3 separate regions of the Homo sapiens genome follow, and all the other regions are linked to region 2. The links are chromatin loops, found by intact Hi-C in ENCODE. Cell type or tissue: IMR-90. All regions are shown on one strand.

Region 1 (8,000 bases), 280 kb after region 2:
ACCTTTGCTGTCATAACTTACCTTTAGATATAATAGTAACCAACATTTATTGAATATTTACTATGGGCCAGGCACTATTCTGAATGTTTTTCATACCCATTTAATCCTGGCAACAATCCTACAATATAGGTATTATTATTACCTTTATTTTACATATGAACTGAGGCAACCGAGATGCAGAGAACATACTTACCCAAGGTCATACAATTGAAGGACGTCCAGGATTTATGCCTGGTCTGATTTTTCTCCAATGTCCATGCTTTTAACTAGTAAAATTTATTATCTATACTCAACCGTTAACGTGATAGAAATTGTCTTTATTTCAGGTATTTCTTAAAGGGTATAAACTCAGTGCACAGCTACCAAATAGTTTTCAAAGCTCAAAAATGGAAAATGATTTAAATAACATGTTATATTATAAATTAAAGTAAGGACAATCTGAAGAACCAATCATCTGAGTATTCCTTTAGATCAATGATTCTCAAAATGCAGTCCCCAGACCAGCTACATCATCATCCCATGGGAATTTGTTACAAATGCAAATTCTCTGTCACATCACAGACCTACTGAGTTAGAAACTCTGGGGGTTGGGCCCAAAAAGTTTATCAAGCCCTCTGGATGATCCTGCATGTGTAAGCCTAGGAGCCTCTGCTCTCCTACACAGTAAGCAAACGATGACCTGTGGGCCAAATTTGGCATAGAAACTTACTTTTGTATCACCCATAAGCTAGAAATTGTTTTTACATTCATAAAGAATTTTAAAAATACAATGAAGAGTAATATTTTGTGATGCGAAAATTATATGATATTTAAATTTCAGCATTCATAAATGAGTTTTATTGAAAGACAACCAAAGCTTGTGAATTTACATATTATCAACGTCCGTTTTTACACAAAAATTGCAGAGTTGAATAGCAGCAGCAGAGACTATACAACATGCAAAAACTAAGATATTTCCTTAATTAAAAAGTGTTTGCTGGCCCATGGCCCAATGAAACGTTGGTTTTCAACTGGGAAATCAGTGTCATGGTGATTAGAATCGCCTGCGAGGCTTTGTGAACATATAGGTGCAGCCAGCCACCCGAGAGCTACTGAATAAGAAACACCCAAGATGGAACTTAGGCATACGTTACTACAACAAAGACTATTGCAATCATGAGGTGAGTTTGAGATGCAGCCAGAATGGGAAACCCCATATCTAGAAACAGATTCATCTGTAGTATCTCAGACATTTCTTACAATAATTCTGAGAGAGGAGTTATTTATTAATTTCCTCCTTACTGATGGGAACACGCAAGTTCAGAGACATCAAGAACCTTGTCCAGTCACATAACTGGTAGAGTTTGAACACTGGATTTGAATGCAGGGCTGTACATCACAAAATCAATGTTTTAACTCCCTCCTTTATACTGCCTCTGTGCTTTTTTTGTTGAATGGTATTATTTCTGGGTCTCTTCCAAAGAATATCTTTAAATATTCTTTCACAGTCTCCTGGCTTCACTACTTAGCAGGTGTCTGGTTGCCAGGTTTTTAGAAGTTTTTACCATGTCTGAGTATTCCTTCTGGTTCTAAATTTATGTTTATCTGTCCAGGATCTGATCGTACTTTTCTGGCTTTGAGCTCATTTCCATTTGCCTGCTATTACCTGTAGATCCACCTTGATCTTGTACCTCTGTCAAGGTCAAACCTATTACTCTAGTTTTCAGCCTCAGAAGGAGGTGAGTGGTCCTTTACAAGGCACTGGATTGCTACATCATGGGTCATACCCTCAGCTGATGTTTAAACACCTAGCAGGTCGAGGCTGCAGTGACCCATGATCATGCCACTGCACTCCAGCCTGAGTGAGAGAGTGAGAGCCTGTCAAAAATAAGGAAGGAAGGAAAGAAGGAAGGAAGAATGGAAGGAAGGAAGGAAGGAAGGGAAGGAAGGGAGGGAAGGAGGGAAGGAAGGAGGGAAGGAGGGACGAAGGGAAGAAGGGACGAAGGGAAGAAGGGAAGAAGAGAGGGAGGAAAAGAGATGAGTGTGTGAAGCCACTATATTTGGGACTTCATCTGTCACAGAATCCAGTGTTGTTCACCTTAAATAATGCTGTACTTAAAGTCAACTCTGAGGAAAAGTTGTTTCCAAGTTGGATCTCAATCAGGATTATGACCAAACCAATCCTGCTGCAGAAGCACAAAATATTGCTTACAGAGTGATGGGAAAATAATGGCTACACAAACTGCATGGGTCAGAAAAATGGCATAGCACAGGAGCCTCATTTGTAGAGCTGTGCTTTACAAGGCCTGCTGTTGGGAAGCACAGACTCCCTGAACTCAAGACTTGCTAGATTGATAGCTTTCTCTAATATATGAACTCTCCTTTTGTTGAGCACATGGTCAGACTATATTTCTCAGGATCTCATGAGTGAATTGTGGCCATATGATTGTGTTCTGGACAGTGGAATGAGAACAAAAGCAATATATTCAACTTCTAGGCTTGACCCTTGGGAATCCCCATACCCAATCATGGTTTCCTCATCTGTCAAAGAGATAAATCTGAGGACCTAGGGGAGGGTAGAGACATAGCATGCTAGGAGCAGGAGTTTTGGTCTCTGAGTTTCTGCATGGAGTAAACCCCAACACACACACACACACACACACCAACAACCTGCCTTGGAATATGACATGAGCAAGAAATAGGATTGTGGCTGGACTCAGTGGCTCACACCTGTAATCCCAGCACTTTGGGAGGCTGAGGTGGGAGAATTGCTTGAGTCCAGCAGGTCGAGGCTGCAGTGACCCATGATCATGCCACTGCACTCCAGCCTGAGTGAGTGAGAGCCTGTCAAAAAGAAGGAAGGAAGGAAAGAAGGAAGGAAGGATGGAAGGAGGAAGGAAGGAAGGAAGGAAGGAAGGAAGGAAGGGAAGGAAGGGAGGGAAGGAGGGAAGGAGGGACGAAGGGAAGAAGAGAGGGAGGAAAAGAGATGAGTGTGTGAAGCCACTATATTTGGGACTTCATCTGTCACAGAATCCAGTGTTGTTCACCTTGAATAATGCTGTACTTAAAGTCAACTCTGAGTAATCACAGTTACCAAGTACAGTACTCCCCCTTTATCAGCAGTTTTACTGTCTTGGTTTTAGTTACCCATGGTCAACCATGGTCCAAAAATAAGTACAATAAGATATTTGGGTTGAGAGAGAGAGAGAGGTATTGATTTTCACATAACTTTTATTATAGTATGTTGTTATAATTGTTCTTTTTATTAGCTATTGTTGTTAAACTCTCATTGTGCCTAATTTATAAATTAAACTTTATCATAGGTATGTATGCATTTAAAAATATGGTATATATAGGCTTATTACTATCTGCAGTTTCAGGCATCCAGGGGGGTCTTGCAACATATCCCCTGTGGATACGGGATGACTGTTATATAGATGACTCAAAGCAGAGAAACACTGCAGTTATAAAAACTTTTTATATAATAGCCTGTTTAATCTCCAAAGCACCTATTTTATGGATAAGGAAACCAAGACACAGGGAGGCTGAGAAACTTGTTTCAAGTGACACAGTTACAAGAAGCAGAGCTGAGATTCAAACCCTGGTCACCTGACTCTAAAGTCTTCATTTATACTTGACTACTATGCAATAAAATATGCTATTATACTTTTGTAATCTACAGATTATCCTGAGTTAAAGATTGCTTCCACCACTGTTTTTAAGAGCCTGTTTCCTAGGGTGAGGTGGGTACAGTATTCAGTATTTATAGGTCTGATTTCATTGAATACCTCGTAGCAGTGCTATTATCTCCACAGAAGAAACACTAAAGTTTGACAGTTTAATGGTCAAGATACCAGAGCTGTTTTGAGCTGTTATTCTTACCCAAATCTTCAGATTCCAGATCCTGTGCTCTCACAAGTATGCTCTGCTGTCTCAAACCTGTCAAAACACCCCTTCTAGAACACTGTTTTCCTCCTGGCTGGATTCCTCCTGTCTAGAGGATTGCTTTGTTAGTGAAATGACATAATATATGGGAATGTGTTCTGTAAACCAGGAAACACTGAACAAACATAAGGCATGATTATTACCAGTAGTACTTAAGACAGAGAACAAACCATGACAACCCAATTGCATGTACTTCCTTATTATTCAGAAAGGGAGCTCAGAGGAAAAGTCTTGCCTGGGGAATTCAGTACAATCTGAGTGTATACTCTGCAGTTCATTCAGAAAACTGATTCCACAGTTCTCTTCCTAAGTTCTGCTTCCCAAGTAATTGGGTAATATCCACGTACATGCAGTGCAGTAGGATCACCTCTGCCTCACGCATCCGTGCCTCATTTCCTCACTTAATGCCTTCTCAGTTCCGTTATTTATTTTCTTTAATATTACTGCAGTACAGCAGAATGAGTCACACTCCCTGCCATTCCCAGTAGCACCCTCGAAGGCCCACAAAACAATCCGGTGATTTATGAGGACTTTTTCTACCCAAATGATACACAATCACAGAAGCTGGCTTTTCACTGCCTCGGTCTCCAGATCAGGGACAGGTTTCGGATATCAGCTCAGAGAAGGGGTTTGGATCCTTTGGCGGAGCCCGTGCAGTGGGGTCGTTCTAAGGCAGGGTGAATTGGATGACTGGATGGGGCAGAAATGGTGTAAATGAGGGTTTGGAAGACAAGCAAATGCAGTTTCCAGGAAGAGGAGTCATAAACACAGGAACTCAGGCTGTATACTAATGCTAAGAATGAGAAGGCTGTATATCTAAACCAGTGATTCTCAACCAAGGAACCCTAAGGGGCACTTGGCAAAGTCTGTAAACATTTTTATTTGTCACTAATGGTAACAAGTAAAGTGGGTGCTGGTTGGGTACTACTTACACCTAATAGATAGAGGCCAGGGATGCTTTTTAAATTTATTTAGTTATCTCTATATATTTATAAGAATTATATATATTTATGGTATACAACATGATGTTTTGATGTATGTATACATTTTGGAATGGCTAAGTCGAGCTAAGGAACATATCTACTACCTCACACACTTATTATTTTTGTGTAGCGAGAACATTTAAAATCCACTCTTTTGGCAATTTTGAAGTATATAATGCATTGTTATTAACCATAGTCACCATGTTGTACAATAGATCTTCTGAACCGATCCTCCTTTCTAACTAGAATTTCGTATCCTTTTACCAACATCTCCCCAACCCCCAACCTCCACTCCTGACCCCCAGCCCCTGGTAACCATCATTCTACTCTCTGCTTCTACGAGTTTCAACTCTAGATTGCAGAAATGTGAGATAAGGCAATACTTGTTTTGCTGTCCTTGGCTTATTTCACTTAGCATAATGTCCTACATTTTCATCCATGTTGTCACAAATGACAGGATTTCCTTATTTTTTAAGACTGCATATTATTTCATTGTGTGTGTGTATATATATAAATGTGATATATATATATATATATATCATTTTTTTCATCTATTCATGGTTGATGGGCACTTAGATTAATTCCACATCTTGAGAATTATAAATAATGCTGCAATAAACTTGAGAGTACAAATATTCCTTAGACATACAGGATTGCTTTTAAGCTTTCTACAATGCACAGGACAGCCCTCTCACAACAACGAATTATCCATCTGAAAGTCAATCGTGTGGAAGTTGAGAAAACCTGCTCTAAAATCAAGAGAAAGATCCTAGTTCCATTCCGACTTAGAGGTTGAACCATGGGACCATGATAAGGGGAGACACTGAGTCTCTAAACCCTTGGCAACACAAGTGTTTTCTTCTACCCAATGGTACCTGTTTTGAAAGTTTAATTATATCACCTTCTTAACTTAAAGATGGAGCTTTACAATTAAGCAAGAGGTGGTGACATTTGTGCTGGATAGACCCTAACTTGAATTCTTGGTCAATTGCTTACTAGCTTTGAGACCAGGCAGAATGTTTTTAACCTCTCTGTGCCTAAATTCCAACATCTGTACAATGAAAATAATAATAATTAACTTGCACAGTAGCATGAACATTTAATAAATTGCTGAAGTTTCAGATGTTTGCAGCTAAAGTTTAAGATCCTTGCCATCAGATCTACAGTCTAATATCCATGCCAGCAGAGAAGGCATTTTTGATGCTTGCTATGGGTTAGTGACTTTATACACATAATAATTTCACTTATTCAACAGCATTTAAAGTAGACTGTTGCAGTGGCTATAAAAAGGAGAGAATGGGCACCACATTATCTCATCTAGACTGAGGTTTTCCCAGCAGGGACCTTAATTGTACTTTTGTGATGAGACATTTTCTTAGTGCAAAACAGGACAATATTTGACTCCCTAGAAAGACTGTTAACAAATTTTCCCTTTGCATCCTTGACATTATCCTCCCTCAGCTCCCACCTATCTCTTTGACTTTTTTTGTGTTTTGTTTGGTTAATCTCCTTAAATAATGCATTTTAAAGTTTAATGTATTCCTGAAATTCTGTCCTGAATCTTCTGTACTTCTGACTCTTTCTCATTCATTCCTAAATAACACCCCCCCTGAGTGACTTCATATACATTCAAGATCTCAACTGCTTCTTCTAGGAGCAACATCTCCCGAATTGATTTCTAGCTAAAAACAATTTGAAGTCCTACAGAGCATCAGCTTCACAAAAGAGGCAGTCTTGTCTAGTGGTGAACAAATACAGGCTTGAAGATACATAGAACTGTAGTAACGTTTGACTCTGGCACTTAACAAATGGAGCAAATTAACTTCTCTGAGACTTCATCCTCAAAATAAAAAAGAATAATACCACATTACATGGCTTTTGTGATGATTAACATAAGGAGGGTCTGGTAGAGTTTCTGACATTTAATTAACCCACAATATTTTTACTCAACATAGATACCTTAAACGTAACTGTTTCCAATTGTAAATTACTTTTCCTGTATTTCCATTTGCCAAAGGAGAAATCCTTACTCTTTTTTAACTTCCACATTGAATACCTATATGTTCTAATTCTAATTCTATTTTGGTTCTGACCTTTCCTTCCATTCTCAGTGTTTCTGCCTTAGTTTGGGCCTTTATCACTCCTTACCTGGATTACTGCAATAGCCTCAAACTGTGTCTCTCTACCTCCCCTCTCCCCACTTCCCTAAATTCCTACTAAAAGAACTAATCACTTACATGAAAAAAAACTAATCACTTACATTTCACAAACTCATATTGGCTTCATTTGACTTTGAGAATAAAATTCAAACTGTTTAGTCTACAAGGTTTATGGTCTGGTTTCTGCTTTCTTCTTTAGCCCCATCACCACTCCACCTGATGAACTCTAATCTTCATTTTTCACTCACCTTGTAGCAGGCATTCTCCATCACCTCCAAAGATAGTGAAGCGCCTCTTCCTCTATGTTCCTACATCACTGGAGCTCACCTCTGTCGTAGTATGTATCACATTATTGTAATTATTTGCTCTGTGTCTGGCCAGATGTACTGAGTCCATATGAAATATTTAATAAACATTTGTTTTTCAAAGGAATGACTGATGTATGAATTTGTCTTGCAATATGAAAGACAGCAGCTACTGTCTTTGGTGTGTAACTGTGCTTTACTAGCCTGTATTGCCTATCTCTTTCTACTATGCTGGGCAAGTTAAATTGGTTTATTCATACCTGAAGTTTAGAAAGAAAATAGTAATAAGTCATGCATACATATATAGAATCATACACACATACAGGTTCCCAGTATAAATGTAATCAGAGCAATCATTTGATAAACAATTATTTGATTAGTGAAATTATCTTTTGTATATGCAGCCTGAAAGTCCATTGGGTCATCAATGGCCAATAATTCTCCCTAATTCAGCCTTTAAATGTGCCTTCATATTCTTATAAAACACATTTCTGAAAAAAAGACTGCTATATAAGGAAAAGGTCAAATGCATCTGAAGACTAGCTTTAAGAGTTGTAGTTTTCTTTGCCACGAAGGCTTGCCAGCACAGCCTGGTGCAGTAGAAGGGTCCAGCTTTTGCATCTAGATAA
Region 2 (8,000 bases):
GCATTTGAAAATTTGTTGTTCTCAAGTACAAGTAAAAGCCTGTACAACTTTAAATATTTACCATAGAATCATATTGGATAATAGTATTAGTAAGGGGAAAAATCCCCTTGAACCAAAAATGTGTTAGACAAACTGTGCATCCTGACTCAGATGTTCTTATTTTTTTGATAAAAGTATTCCAAAAAGAGAATAAAAGATAATTTTATCACATGGATAAAATTCATCTGAACCAAAGTGATCTCTAAACAGATTGAGTTTTATTATAGTATAAAAAAATATGCCCTCAGGTAGCATCACCTAAGGAGTAACTGAAGCCTTCAAGGTCCCCATATGTTTCTACATCTATTAAAATGCATAAAAGCCTTCCTTTATACTATTAAGTTATATTAGGTTATTGAGGATAATTACTTCAAAACTGTTTAAATCTAATCAAGTAAGATTCCTCATTTGTTTAGTTATTATTCATTAAGCACTTACATTAATATTTAGACTTTTGAAAATTCAATAGTACTTTTTAAAAACTTGAGTCAGCTAATAGTAAGAGACACAACACAACGATTTTTTTCCTGAGGGAGGTCACATGTGTCAATACCAGTAGCTTCTCTGAATAATCGGTGTAAGGTGGCCAATGAGGAGTAGTCATGTAGAATACTTAATATTGACACAATAGAACAGATCTAGAATCCACATTTTTCTCTGGGGTGGAAGATACTTTTTTGTAGAGTCAGGAAGCCATTATGTCTACCAAAGCCTGCCTTATCTCACAGTATGCATTGAACACAGAGGCTGAGAAAAGTAGGAAATGCCTTGGCTGCTGAAATAGAGAGAAGCCATTCCTACTTAATAAGTAACTGACAGTAGAAAATTTATAAATTATATTTTGAAGGAACTGACACTTTTTATCAGTATCATTGGTGAAAATTCTACTTAAAGAATAACTTAAGTCTTAGCATTTACAAAGATAGATAATGTTCTACAATTGAAAATCAGTCACAGACCCAGATGATTGCAATGAGTATGACAAACTATTATAAATGGTGCTGGGTGCTATAGTGGAAAGGAAGCATCAACCATTCTGATGGAAATGTGAGGAAATAGAGAAATCTTTCTGGGGAAGCAAGATCTGAGAAGATTTTGAGGTCTGAATAGAATTTACGTAGGCAAAGAAGGAATGCATGTGTTTCAGACAAGTGGAATTTCCTGTGCCAAGTCAGAGAGGAATGAGAGAGCATGGTGCATTCAGATAAGTGAAAGTTGCTCAGAAGGAATGGGAGCATTTATTGAATGGAGGGGATTGGTGACGCATGAAGTCAGGGAGCAGACAAGGGTCAGATATGAAATGTTACATTAATGTGTTTGAATTATTTTCCTGAGAGTGACATGAGAGCTTATTAAAGAATTTTAAGTAAGGACATGACATAATTACATTTCTTGTTTTAGGAAAACTATTCCAGAATCATTGAGAAGAATGTATTGAACAAGGTATGGACCAATATAGGAAGAAATCTTTTGAGTATCTTGCAAAAATTGAGGAGTGAGGTGATGAAAGCCTGAAGATAGGAAGTGTTAGGACAGAAATGAATAGAATGGAGGAAAACTGTATAAATGTTAAAATGCTACATGTAAAAATCAATTCTTTAGGTATTGAGGATTGGGAAAAAAGATTCTCAGAGGACTGGGTGGATATTTAGTGGTGCTCACTGAAATATGCAATGGGGAAACAGAGGCTGTTGAGGTATAGGGAAAGAGGGATTCAACTTGGAAGGGAATTTGATGTCAGTTGGTCATAATATCACCAGGAAAATTTAGTGATTAGGAAAATTTTTAGCACAGTAATTGATTATGTTGGTATCATCAGAAGTTTGATTTCATCACAGCTTAGCTAAGGAAAAAGGTGTCTTGAAAGAAAAGTTATTGAGATATCATTTCTGAAATCACAATTATTTTGTGTTTCCTCAGTGGTTTTTCATGGAAAATATTCTGGATAGTAAAAGAATACCATTTTTAGATTTTCTCACTTCATGTGATAATTCTTTTTAGGAGCACAGGAAGTGAATTGCTTGTGGCACATCTGGATGGAGATTCCCAGTAGCTATGAAGCCTACAACTATTGCATTAGTGAGTGAGAGCTTCACTGAAAATATAGACTTGAGAGAGGCTTCATAGGTAAGAGTTAGGCAACTGAGAAGAATGAGAAGAAAATGAAACACTCCTTAGCAAAAATTGAGGTAAAAGGGAGTGTGCTGGAAGAAGAAAAGTTGAGAAATTCATTGAAAAAAGACTACAAGGAAATTCGATTCCAGCTGACAAAAGGCTGTCTCTGTTTGCAGAATTTGCATGTATTTTCTTTTTAATTTGCCAGTTTTAAACTGAAAGAACAAGAGCTGAAAGTCAATTGATAGGTCATGAGTCACCAAGTATTTGACTGTTAGTATTATGTTAACAATCTGAGTGTATCAGCCAGCAAGCTTTTCAGGACCAGCAGATGTTGCTGGCATTAAGAACATGAGGGTTTCCAGCTTCATCCACGTTGGGGGAGGGGGGGAATAGCATTAGGAGATATACCTAATGTAAATGATGAGTTAATAGGTGCAGCATACGCACATGGCACATGTATACATATGCAACAAACCTGCACGTTGTGCACATGTACCCTAGAATTTAAAGTATATATAAAAAAAAACCATGAGGGGAGATGAGCACAAGATGAAAGGCCCATAGAAATGCTTTTAAAAAAATGAACAACAGGAATTGCTAATAATTTAAGGGACAAGAAAAAGGAATGGAAGGCTTGGGGACTGATGGCAGTGCAAAGACTTAATTTCCCATTGCATTAGCTTAGCAAAAAGAATCTGGGTGGTCCATCACCACACTCTTCCCTCTTGGGAGCAAACTACAGCCAAAGACATCTGGAATGGTTGTTTGAAAAATATATATATATGGGGAGAAATCTTGACATATTATCCTAAGAAGCAAATTAGGGTAATATGTGTAATGTCTTAAATCTTTTTGCAATGTTATGAAATTGATGTATTAACTAATATGGTTTCCAAGTAATAGAAAGATGGAAATGTTTAAGATTGTGGCTAAAAAAACACATTAACAGCAATACATTATTCTAAATACTGAGGCTCAGTAAATTCTGAAAGCACATCTACAACTATAGAATAATAAAGAAATAATAAAACAAGAGATAGGCCCAAATGCTAAATGTAGAAATCCCGAAGCAACATTATCCTCTAATTGTCCTAAATCATGTGGTTTATGAGCAAAGAGCCAGCACCTACATTCTAATTGCTGGCCATGAGTCAGCGATCACTGACTTTCTTCCTCTAACAGGGCCTTGACCTTGGTCTGGATTAGTGGGAAATTAACACACTCGTCTTGAAATTTTAAATACTTGAGCCTGAATCTACCAAATCAGGACATTCAGATTTTTAAAAACCTTCAAGAGTTATGTTTTGAGAGTTCTTAGAAGATGTCTCAAACATGATCAAGAAAATATCTCCATCATCAATTTGACTAGTTACCTGGTGATACTAATTTTCCACTTGTCTCCTGCCTAGACTCCCACTCCCACTAAATGTAAAAATGTCACTACATTTTTCAGACACTGCCAGGAACCTCCATAGCTTCTACAGAGTTCTGCAGTCTGATGCTGCAGGGCATTGCCAGCTCTTGCCAGTCTCATGCTGTGATGGGACACAGGAAGTGATCACTGGGCTGTGTAATTTTCTTTTGTGAAAGAAGGAGGGATTGGCTTTCATTCTCTTGTGTTATATCCTGTTAGAGGGTTCTAAAGCAGCATTCCGTTGGTACCAAAGTCCATTTATTCATGGAGCAAACATTTAAAGAATGTGTACTCAGTCCAGGCATAGTGCTTGGTGCTGGATATAAAATAGTTAGCAAAAGCACCCACGTTAAGTAGAAGAGCCAGACTTTACTCAAATAAGTCCAATAATGACGCACACAAGACCACAATCACAGGAAGAATTCTAAAGGAAGAGACTGCTATGAGATTTGAAGGATTAGTAAGCACTAGCTAAGTAATGTAGGGATGCACAGAGTGGGAACAAGGGGTCCATTATCACAGCAAAAGAAATCACCCAAAGATTCTGTGCCAGTTGGAGTGTGAAACTTCTCAGGATCTGAAAAAATCCAGAGTAGGTAAATTACAGAGAATAAGGGAGAGAATGCTGCAACCTGATGCCTATAAGAGCTAGAATAGCCTCGTTAAGGTCTGATGTCTTACTCAAGAGTAAAGTATTATAAGCTGGGTGGTGAGAGGAGTAAGTGTCCTTATCAAAGTAGTGAACTGCTGTAGAGTTGATTAAAGACAGGTAAGATTTATCTGAAGAGAGAGAAAACTTTGGTGTTTTATATAGAGTCCCCTCCCATCCCCTTCACTCATATTCTCATTAACACTGATTTAGAATCTTAGAATCTAGTCTGAGGAAGTGGCTGTACTTGGAGATCAATCTAAGAAACAGCTTATTGCAGTCAGATTTGTTCTTCTCCTCTGATTCTGGCTTTCAAACTGGGTCCACCTTTTTGTTCATGGCTCTGTAAGATGCACTTTATTAAAATTAACTTTAGATAGGACTCTTCCAGCAATTTACCAAAGATGTCCAGCCCTTTTTGTACCCCAACCCGTTACATTTCAGCTGGGATCCCCACTCTATCAGGACACAGAAAGTGCATCTTCTTCAGTGCTCAAAACCTCAGTGTCCTTAAAATATCCTGTATTGATGTATCAGCCCCTCAATTCAGAGAAGATAGTTCCTCTGATCATATGACTTCATCATTTCATCCCATAAATTGGGATTTATGATCCAAATAATAGTCACTCTTTCATTGAGTCTGTAACATCTAGATTAATGTACATGTTTTGTGGTTTCCATTATCATATCTGGTTAACAACACCAACTATAAAATTTAAAGGCAGAATAACATAGTGATTTCACTTCATGTTAGACAGATATGGGCACAAATTCTAGGTTAGGTGCTTACAACTCTGAAATCTTAGGCAAGTTTCTTCAATCGCTGATACTAAGTCTCTTTATTTGAAAAATAGTGGTAGGCCAGGCACGGTGGCTCATGCCTGTAATCTGAGCACTTTGGGAAGCCAAGGCGGGTAGATCACGAGGTCAAGAGATCAGACCATGCTGGCCAACATGGTGAAACCCCATCTCTGCTAACAATACAAAAATTAGCCGGGCATGGTGGTGGGCGCCTGTAATCCCAGCCACTCGGAAGGCTGAGGCAGGAAAATTGCTTGAACCCATGAGGCGGAGGTTGCAGTGATCCAAGATTGTGTCACTGCACTCCAGCCTGGTGACAAAGCGAGACTCTGTTTCAAAAAAAAAAAAGAAAAATAATTGTATAGTAGTAGTGAGTATATAATTTAACAAAAGTATATGTAAAGTGTTTGGGAATGTACCTGAAATTTCACATTGAAAAATTATGATTATTGCTGTATCATTGTTATTAATCAAGTTTAATGGTCAACAGTACAGTATGATAAAGATGAAATGTATTCTATAAAATCTTACCTTTTTCTTTTCTTCATATTTAGTAAGAATTTATGTTGTTTATATTAGCATTATCTTTTCTTAAGAGAATAGTAATCTCTTAATGAGATTATTTCTTACAAGGCTTCATAAAAATGGAAAACTTAAGTTTTTCATTCTAGTCCAAAAGCATATGGGAAAAACAGTTTCAGAAGCTTTAAATATTAACAAGAGGAACACAGCATAATGATACAGGGAAGAAGTGAGAGCATGAATGCTCAGAATTGCTTTTAGTGGAAAGAAGCAGCCAGCATTTGTTGAGAGCTAAAGATCTTTTTTTTTTTAAATAGATATGAATTTAATTGGCAGGACTTGGCATCATTTACAGGAAAACATGTTTTATTTATTTCAGTTTAAATATATTTCAAACACTATTTTAAAATACAGTTCTGCCAAGTGATGGGGCAGCTGTTAAGTGGTTCAGGATTTAATGCCCTCGTTAGCCTTTTGCCTCTAAGGCCCTTGATCTACCTCTATGTAATTAAGCTCATACATTAAATTAGTTTTATGGGATAAGGGAGCCCCAAGTGGTATGGACATTAGATACTAGGAAGACATTTTGGATAATTGGCAGTTTCAGCTTGAAAACCACTTGGGGTGAGAATGAATGGGTGCTCAAGTTTAAAAGGGCATCAGCAAAAATAAATACCAGTGATGAAATTGAACTCTTCCTTCCTGTTTTTAATCAGGGCCAATCAGCAGCAAAATTATAAAGTAAATGAGAATGTCGTCATTGGAATTCCATCTCTATGAGTGTTTTTTCTACCTCTTTTCTCTCAAATTATCACAAAGTTGGAATTCCAACTCAAGCTGACTCTTAAGTAATATGTTGTACTTCAAATTATGAAATGTTTTATTTCAAAAGGAGATATCTGGAAAGAATAAAACAAATAGAAATGAATTTCTCATATGAAGTTATCACCACTTAATTTACTCTATAAGTAGGGGAAAGTTTTGCATGTGTAGGAAAGCTTGAAATCATAGAATCAATATGACCTTGCCCAGGGTTCAAATGCCTTGGTGGGTTACATGTTTTGTGTTGTAACAATCTGACCCTTGGGTCCATCTCATAGTGATTACACTCTCATGGGTGTATTTTGGAGAGGATAAAAGGAGATATAAGGCTTGTAAAGTGTCTTGAATCATGTCTGACACAAAGTAAGCATCTCAGGTTGTTGGTTTTGTGCTTACCTGACTCAATCCCTTCTTTGCTGAGTAGATCCTTTGCTCATTCTGCAAAACCGGCATTGCCTTTAGAATCACATGCAGAAATATCAGAGATGGCTGTTTTATTTCCATGGGGATATTATTATAGAATTTTACATCTGAAAGTGGCTTTAGTTTGCAAGTAAGAAAGCAGGTTGAGAGAGAAAGTGGCTTCTCCAAGGTCACAAATATAGCAGTAGCAGTAGTCTCAACTCCTAATTCGTCATGCTTCCTTTCCCTGAGCAGCAAGCAGGTGCTCAGTGGCAAATACTTGTCAGTGATTGATTGACTAAGAATATTAAATTTTTCCATCTGGATGTGTGTATTTTGGGGGTCGCTGGAGTCTGAATTGGGGAGGAGGAACCTCACCGAAGTAGTTTCAGCCTATTTGGTTCCTATCTTTAGAAAAAAAAACTCCTTTAGCCAATGTTTTCAAAAGAATAATTGCATTATATTCATAACCAATTCAAACTCATTTAAACAACTATTTCTTTCCCATATAAGAAGCATGGTGAGCATTTCCACTCCATCTTGAAATAATATTTTCATTTTCAAGTCTAAACATAGTAACTAGCGTAAAGTCTATCTAAACTTAGCCGCTAATAGCCCAGGCTGTTAAATTTGTCATTACAATAATTCTTTTTTTCCTGAGTGCAAAATTATCACAGCTTAAGATGAAACAATCTTTTGTTAAGCAACCAAAGCCATTGCTTTTAGTCACATGATTTACAGAAAATAAAGAGGGCCATACAACATATCTTACCTTGTATCAGCAGATGACAGAGCCGCAAGGTATTACACGACCATTTCCAATGAAAGGGATGGTAGGTGGTAGAGTTGGCAGCAATTACATTAGGTGGTGGGGTCTATAACCAGGAGACTCTGTAATTACCTTCAAGGGGACTGATATTCTTGTGAGGAAGAGGATGTGATGTGGTGCATATTCTATTGTCCATCATAATGAAAAAGTAAAATAAAGGAAAGTAAAAGGCTTTCTTGGTATTATTTCCTGACTCATTTGCCCTCTAAATGTGAGTGTAACATCACAATGAAATAATCTTCATACATAATGCTTTGCTCCTAGTTTCTTAAACTTGTATACGTTAAACAAAATTAAAATACAATTATAGACATTACCAGGAAGGAAGACAGTTTAGGAGGTCATCTAATTTGTCTCTTTAATTTATTGCTGGATCACATTTAAGTCACGCCAGGTGACGGAAA
Region 3 (8,000 bases), 270 kb before region 2:
TTCCAATTATTTATTATTCAAAATGTTATCAAGACAGCTAAAAGAACTTGAGTATATAAAGCTCAAGATACTGTCATAAGGTCTTTAGGATTTAAAACATATATTATGAATCTCTGTATTTCCAGGACTCTGCTCTGTTACAGGTGAATTTTGTCTTAAAACTCAACTTGGGCATAGTTGGACATGAATCTGTCAGGGTTTCTTTGAAAGCTATCTCTTAGGTCTGATCCTGTGACTTCTGTCAGTCACTGGGTAAAAACAAAGTTAAAAAAAAAAAGAAAACCTCATGCAGGAGGAAAGAGAATTGACATTTGTCAAGCAACAGCATGATACCAGGTCTTAAAAATATACCTTTTTCTCAATTAATCCTCATAACTAATACATGAATATGTATTATGTCTTTGTGTGTTTTACAGATGTGGAGGCTGTTACTCACAGAGGTTAATAACCTCCACCAGGATCACTCAGATATAAGTGGCAGAGTTTACATAGAACCCAGGTCTGTCTTATCACAAGGCCTCATTTTTTTTCCCCATCTAATATTTACTTATTTAGGCCTCTGGCTAGCTGCAAGTGTGTTCCTTTACCCAGATACTTCCTCTTCCATATTTAAAAGAATAGACACAAAATATGTAGAAAGTATGGTAAACAGTAAAATAGATTGAAGGTAAGTTTCAGTTTTTTTTCAATAAAGCAGCAAGAAATTTCCTCTCCTGAGCTAATATATTTAAATCCGTTAAAAAAATGTTGTAGGCAACTACTGTAATAAATCTGGTTTCTTTTCAAGAGAAGCACTTGCAAAAGGCTGGGTTTCAGGATAAGGTCCTTCTAAAAAGTTCTATAAACAACCTCCCATTATCCATATCCATATACACACACACAAACACATACATGCACACATTTCTCAAAGTAGGTTTGAAATGCTCACTATCTATGACTTGCAAATTACTTAAAATTTCTGACCTAATGAGTGACATGGGAATAATAATTCCTGCCTCACAAAGTTATTGTAAGGACTGGATAACGTGATGTGGTTGAGTTTAGAACAGTGTCTGCATATTGTAAGGATTCTCTTGTGATTTCTCTCTCCGATCTTCACAGAGCATGAGCACCTTGAGGTCCTACTAGCACTGCCTTGGTGTCACATGTTAAGATAACTTTGTTGATATTCCATTTTCCCACAGTCCTAGTGGAATTTCAAGGAGTCTCTTGAAATTAGTTCATTGTCAATCAATGAGTTGTGCAAAATTGCTTTCTCATCTTCCCTTCAACCACTTGGATATCATCCTCAAGGTGACTCCTGAATAGTCCAAATCTGCCTATTAACAAGGCTTTATTCCCAGGATTTATCAATCCCTGGGAAAACAGAATGGAACATAAATTGTGGTGACCTTCTGTAACAGTCATATATAACTCTGAAGCAATTAACATTTACAATTTAGATGTATACGTGTTTGCGTTTTTTAAGCAAACTCAAGAACCAAAGTATGAGATGCATATAAGCAATAAGAAATGTCTTATGGCTCTCCAACACACCAGATTTGCCCAATTCCTTAAAAGTCTGATTATTTTCACGATCACAACCAATGTTGATCCTAGTATGCCATTGTAAAAGCTCCTTTATCAATCAAAATTTTATTTGTTCAAAAAGATAAGTCTTGCTTTCTCCAAATGATATCTCCCAAAGAAGATATTCTGTGGACCACATCTAAGGGAAATGTGTCTATATTAAACCTGACTTTTAACAGAAATAGGAAACATTTTGCATTTTTTGCTCCATGGTCATTCTTTGACTGAATAATGCAATTCATGCTGAGAAATGTACTCTCAAGCTGTGTATCAGAGCTCCAGAATTCTGGAAAAAAATTGTATCTTTATCATTTTGATGACTGATCTTAATGATTCCAGTGTGCGATATTTTCTTCAGTAACCAAATGCTTAAACTTCATGTTCTGACATTAGCATAGAAAGCAAAGTGAGCTCAAATGTATCTCCAATCAGTTTGCCTTATATATGAATAGCTTTATCTTCTACCAATAAATAAAATTATCTTCCAGGATAAAGCCTGGGGTTAATCTTGAAGAATTCGAACTTGTGTAAGTAAATAGATTGTTTTTGGAAAAGTATAGAAGTGGCCACCAAACAGATCATGGTTTATTCAGGAAAAAATAATTCTGTGGTTGTTACCTGTTCCACAAAATGCTCAACCACATCTTGCTTTGCTTTTTCAGATTCAATTTTCTTTCCCACATCATTCCAAAATTGCAGCTAAATATAGTGCTTTTTAGACTTGCCAAGTTGTGACTCCCTAAAAGTTAACTTGGAAATATCTGTCACAGATATTGACAGAGTGACCAAAGCAGACCTGTGACTTTATTTCAGGGAGAAGTGCCTGGCAGGAAAGCCAAGTGATGTTATATTTCAAAGGATTTAGGCAGGCTAGGGAAAAAATGCAGTATCTGAAAGAAAATATTACATTTATTACTTCCTAGTCTTTTAGAAGCTCCCATTATGGCAGTTGCAAACAAACAAATAAAATTACAATAAATTCAAGCAAGCAGTCACACAAATAATCCAAAAAAAGGAAATATGTTTATGTACTCTAGAAACTGAAAGCCCCAGGGTTGATTAGTAATGAAATGCCTGTGGAATTAAAATAACATCAGAAAGATTTTTTAGAATAATAAACTGTCAAAAGTAAACCGCCCTACTCAAGATTCTGCTTGTTCCCGGCAAAGAGTTTCCAACACATTCTGGAACACGAGGAAAGTTCCTCATTTGCAAAAGTACAGCTAGCAGAATAGATAGAAGGAAGGCAGAAGACTTTATCTTTTCCTTCACCCTTCATTGTGGCCGTGATAAAAAGCTCCAGGGCCTCCTGTCCATGACCTTAGTCCTTTGGAGAAGGCTGGTGGGGGGAGTGCAGGCCAGGCTCAAGCTTGCCATTAGTCAGTGATCTGTGAATAGCTTTCGGTCCCTTAATGACGTGAGCGCAGGCTCCAAAGGGAGCGGGTGACTCAGAGCGCAGGAGGCTCAGAGATTGCCTGAGCAGCCATTAGCACGTCATTGGTAATCCCAGCGACACCTTTCACATCCGCGGTATTTGTCTCCATGCTCTCCGCGGAAGGCTGCGAGAATGTTTTATTTAAGGGCTCTGGGCTGCCTTCTGCCTGACAGGATTGCTTGTCTGCAGGGCTTACTAACACTTGCAGATCTTCCAAGAGAAGAGGGGTGGGGGATGCGGAATTCCTAGTATAGTTACAGGCCATTTCCGTGAACGCAGACATTATGCCTCTGCACTTTGGAAATTGCATGGCAGATTAAAACTGTAGCCCTTGTCCTTTTACTTCATGACAGAAAGAAGCAAAGGAAAGGCTCAATCATTGCTGCGCAAAGTCTGCTTAATTCCATAAATATCTATTAAACGTCTACTATGAAAGTAGTATAATATAAAATAGCGGTCAAGAGCACATCTTGTGGCATCTGATATAGCTGGATTTGAATGACAGTTCTGTTGCTATTTGTGTGACTTTAGGTGAGTTACTTAAAGTCTCTGAGCCCCGTTATCTGCAGAATGGATATAACAGTGACCTTCTCAAAGGATTGTTGCAAAGGTTAAATGATAACAATGTATATATGGCACTTGGCAAATAATAAGGACGTAAGTGACAGCTATTTGATTTCTATGTACTGAGCACTGGGCTAGGCGCTGGGCTACCGGGGCACATAGGACACAGTTCCTCCTTGAAGGAACTCACAGAGCAAGGAGAAGCAAACAAGGAAACAAACAATTGTAGTGTGGGGGTGATAAGTCTATATTAGCATAGTGGTTCTAAAATTTTAATGTACATTAGGATGACCTGGGGATCTTTTTAAAATGAAGATTTTATAAGGAACTTAATTAAGCAAAAAAAAAAAAGCTAGAGAGAAAGAAAGAGAATCATTAAAGAGTAGGCAAAAGACGTGAACAGGCCCTTCTCAAAAGAAGACATAGAAGCAGCTAACAAATATGTGAAAAAATGCTCAACATCACTAATCATCAGGGAAATGCAAATCAAAACTACAATGAGATACTATCTCACACCAGTCAGAATGGCTATTACTAAAAAGTTGAGAAACAACAGATGCTGAGGCTGCTAAGAAATGGAAAGGCCACTGTTGGTGGGAATGTAAATTAGTTCAGCCACTGTGGAAAGCAGTTTGGAGCTTTCTCAAAGACTTAAAACAGAACTACTATTTTGACCCAGAAATCCCATTATTGAGTATATATTCCAAAAATCATTCTACCAAAAAGACACATGCACTCATATGTTCATTGCAGCACTATTCACAATAGCAAACACACGGAATCAACCTAAGTGCCCATCAATGGTGGACTGGATAAAGAAAATATGGTACATATACAACATGGAATACTATGCAGCCATAAAAAAGAACAAAATTGTGTCCTTTGCAGTAACATGGATGCAGCAGGAGGCCATTATCTTAAGTGAATTAACACAGGAATGGAAAACCAAATACTGCATATTCTTACTCATAGGTGGGAGCTAAACTTTGATTACTCATGATATGAAATGAGAACAATGGACACTGGGGGCTTCTAGAAGGGAGGAGGCAGAAATGGTGGCAAGAGTTGAAAAATTAACCCTTGGTTACTATGCTTGGTCTCTGAGTGACGGGATCAATCATAATCTAAACCTCAGCATTCTGCAATATACCCAGGTAACACACCTGCACATGTATCCCCCGCAACACCTCTGGAATCTAAAATAAAGGTTAAAACTATTAAAAGAAAAAAACAGAGAAGAAGATTTTGATTCAGTAGGTATGGCAGGGGAAAGCTGAGAATCTGCATTTCTGTCAAGCACCCAGGTATTGATGAGGGATGCTGGTCCAAAGACAGTACTTTGAGGAGCAAGAACCTAGAGCAATGGATGTATAGGTACATGGAGAGCAAATAAAGGGGCAGCAAGTTCTGCTGTGTTCACCTTTGAGTTTCTGCCTTGTGGATGCTAAACACTTTGCACCCTTTCTTCCAGTTCTTCTGTCTCCCTTCTAGCTGTCCAGGACCTCATTTGAATCCAACACCAAACACAAATGTATAATGCTAAGCAAAGGAAGGGACAGGGAAGCCAGGGACAACTTTGGAAAAAACAAATCTTGAGCTAGCTCTTCAAAGCTGTGATGGACATGCATGTTCACCTAGATAGGTGGGAGAAAAGAGCAGGAAAGTATGCCTTTACTGTCAAGTGCATAAAACTGTTGGTTTAACGTATTTTAAGAGCTAAGGAATATGCAACAGGAGTTAAATATAGTTATTGAACATTTGCCACATTTATGAACTTCAAAAATGTTAAGAGAACATTTTTATTTTTTCCTTCTCACACGGGAGGCTTTGGAAATGTGTACAATTAGCATGGATTATCAACCCCAGTGGGTGGGGAGTCCCATGTGCACCTCCCACGATTTCTTACGAGTGTAATTCCTGCAGGCAGCACCAAGCAAACACAGCTCTGGCTGCTTTCCTTTTGACAACTAAGGTTTCATTCCAAATCAAACCTAGAGGCAATGCTAGGGCTTAATTGTAGGCATTTCAGAGTTGGAATGGTTAGATTCGCACCCAGCCTGTATGCAAAACTACATTTGGGAAACTGACACTTTCTAGCATGGCTTTTCCATATTATCTGTATCTTTCCTTCCATTTGTCCACACCTCCAAGACTCTGCTCACTTGCATTGTCCTGCCTGGGGTACTCTCCCAGCTCTCCTTAACCAGTTGAATTTTAAAACCTAGTTCATTGTTCTAGTCTAGGCAATCTTCATCCCACACTATATTCTTTCTTTTCAACCAGATCATCCAGCTGCAACTGTAAGACTGTAAGGTCTTTGAGGGCAGAGTCTCTGTGTATTTTTTTTTTTTTTTTGAGACAAAGTCTCGCTCTGTTGCCCAGGCTGGAGTGCAGTGGCATGATCTCGGCTCACTGCAACCTCCACCTCCCGGATTCAGGCGATTCTTCTGCCTCAGCCTCCCAAGTAGTTGGGACTACAGGCAAGTACCACCATGCCTGGCTAATTTGTGTGTGTGTGTGTGTGTGTGTGTATTTTTAGTAGAGATGGGGTTTCACCATGTTAGCCAGAGATGGTCTTGATCTCCTGACCTCGTGATCCACCCACCTCTGCCTCCCAAAGTGCTGGGATTACAGGCATGAGCCGCCACAAGCCCAGCCTGTATTCTTTATACTACCTAATTCTGAGACATCTACATGGTAGGGGTCACAGCCTTAAACACTAATAGTGATTAGGGGCGTTTGCTTTGCAGTTGGTCTGTCCTGGGTTTGAATCCTAGCTCTGTGATTCGATAGCTGTCTAACCCTGAGAAATCACAATAGCAACAGCACAACCACACTAACAGTGTTAATCATGAATATTTCTTGAGTTCTTATGGTGTGCCAGGCCATTGTGCAAGTATTTTATGTATACTCTCTTATTCAATCATCGTAACGACCGTATGAGGTTGATGCTATTTTGCTTTGTCAAAGTCTTAATTTATTCATCTGTAAAATGAAGAGAGTAATTGCGATTTCAGTAATAGCCACCTTGTCTGTAAATAAGATGATATATGCAAAAAATTTGTCAGTGTGTTACATGAGTGATTATGCATATGTGGGCCTGTATGCATACACAAACACACAAAGACATCCTCACACAGACACACACACACACACACACACACACACCACACACACACACACACACACACACACACATATATATATGCTGAAACTATGTACTTGGGCAGCCCAAGCACTTCAAACTCATCTTGAAACACCAGCTGCTCTTCTTTTCTCCCCTATTTCAGTTATTCACATTACCACCCACCCACTCACTCAAGCCAGTAACCTAAGATGCATCCTAGGTACAACTTGTTCCCATAGCACATACTATGGTGCCACACACTTTATCTAAAAACCTAAACACTTTATCATAAAAACCTTATGGGGTCTGTATCCTTATATTCACATTCTACATTTTGATTAAACTTTAATACACAATCCTGTGAGGTGTGTACTTATTTTAGAGATGAGTAAACTGAGGCACAAAGTGAACAAGTAACTGGCATATGGTCTCCGCTTGGCCACAGTGCTATCCTAAGCCCCATTTCTAATTGATCACTATGTCCTACTTACACTACTTTATAGATGGTTTTCTAATCCATACCCTTTTTTTTTTCAATTCCCATTGCCATTTCTTAGAACTTTGCTACAATCACCTAATTGGTTTGTCTCTAATTTTTCACCCCTCCTAAATCATCCTCCACCTGCTACAACATTGACCTTTCTAGGGTGCACAGTTATTATTAATCTCTAGTTTATCATCTTTCAATGGTCCTAATTTCTCTTAGAATCTAAGTCTGAGTTTTGGGTCCTCCATCATGTGGCATCTCATCTTTTGTCTCCTACTTTCCCTATTTGTTACTTTATAAGTGAATTGAATTACTTGCAGTTACCAGAATTTCCACTGTAGGCAGTATGGATAGAAAAATAATAATAATGAAGGAGCCAGGTAGTGTATTAGGTATTTATGTATGTTATGAACCTATTCAATCTTTGGAACAACCCTATGTGGTTTCTACTACTGTAATTACCATTTTACACACAAGGCACAAAGTGGCTTACAAACTGAGGCAAAGAAGATTAAGTAACTTGCCCAATTTCACACAACTTAGATTTAAATCCAAGTAGTCTTGGCTCCAGAGTGTATGCTCTTTGCCAACATGCTTGGAAAAGCAAGTAGGGTATGCTGATGAAGTGAGAATGTATTTAAAGAAAGACCAGCTCTCTACCCAATCAGGTGCCTAAGGAGGGCATAGTCTGGTCTACATCCTTGCAGGTCCAGAAATCTGATCTCAATGCTATTCCTGCCCACATTCACAATGACCTGATTTATGAAGCCAGAATGCCAATTTACTAAGTTACAATGAGATCTACAACTCTCCGTTGA

The links. A loop is a pair of places that touch in the nucleus more often than their neighbours do. Peaks named below come from ENCODE experiments on the same cell type or tissue, not always from the same donor. Only the 100,000 strongest peaks of a DNase experiment are listed, where the experiment ranks them.
Region 1: it touches region 2 in a loop (7-fold over the local background); 2 of 110 quality-filtered maps call a loop at or near these places.
Region 3: it touches region 2 in a loop (6-fold over the local background); 2 of 110 quality-filtered maps call a loop at or near these places.

Annotation. Positions count from the first base shown.
Region 1 is chr11:29,115,850-29,123,849 of GRCh38, forward strand. No RefSeq gene overlaps it. Among named protein-coding and RNA genes, the nearest start is that of LINC02742, 220 kb to the left of the region's middle. In IMR-90, no CTCF peak of the experiment used is centred here; DNase peaks (open chromatin) are centred at 3,402 and 4,312; H3K4me3 peaks cover 326 bases; H3K27ac peaks cover 4,613 bases.
Region 2 is chr11:28,832,655-28,840,654 of GRCh38, forward strand. No RefSeq gene overlaps it. Among named protein-coding and RNA genes, the nearest start is that of LINC02742, 66 kb to the right of the region's middle. In IMR-90, no CTCF peak of the experiment used is centred here; DNase peaks (open chromatin) are centred at 1,217, 2,447, 3,887 and 6,307; H3K27ac peaks cover 5,678 bases.
Region 3 is chr11:28,563,830-28,571,829 of GRCh38, forward strand. It overlaps LINC02758 (long intergenic non-protein coding RNA 2758), which reads left to right. Exons shown (of 8, transcript XR_002957243.2): 4 at 1-499. Among named protein-coding and RNA genes, the nearest start is that of LINC02758, 29 kb to the left of the region's middle. In IMR-90, no CTCF peak of the experiment used is centred here; a DNase peak (open chromatin) is centred at 3,022; H3K4me3 peaks cover 161 bases; H3K27ac peaks cover 2,091 bases.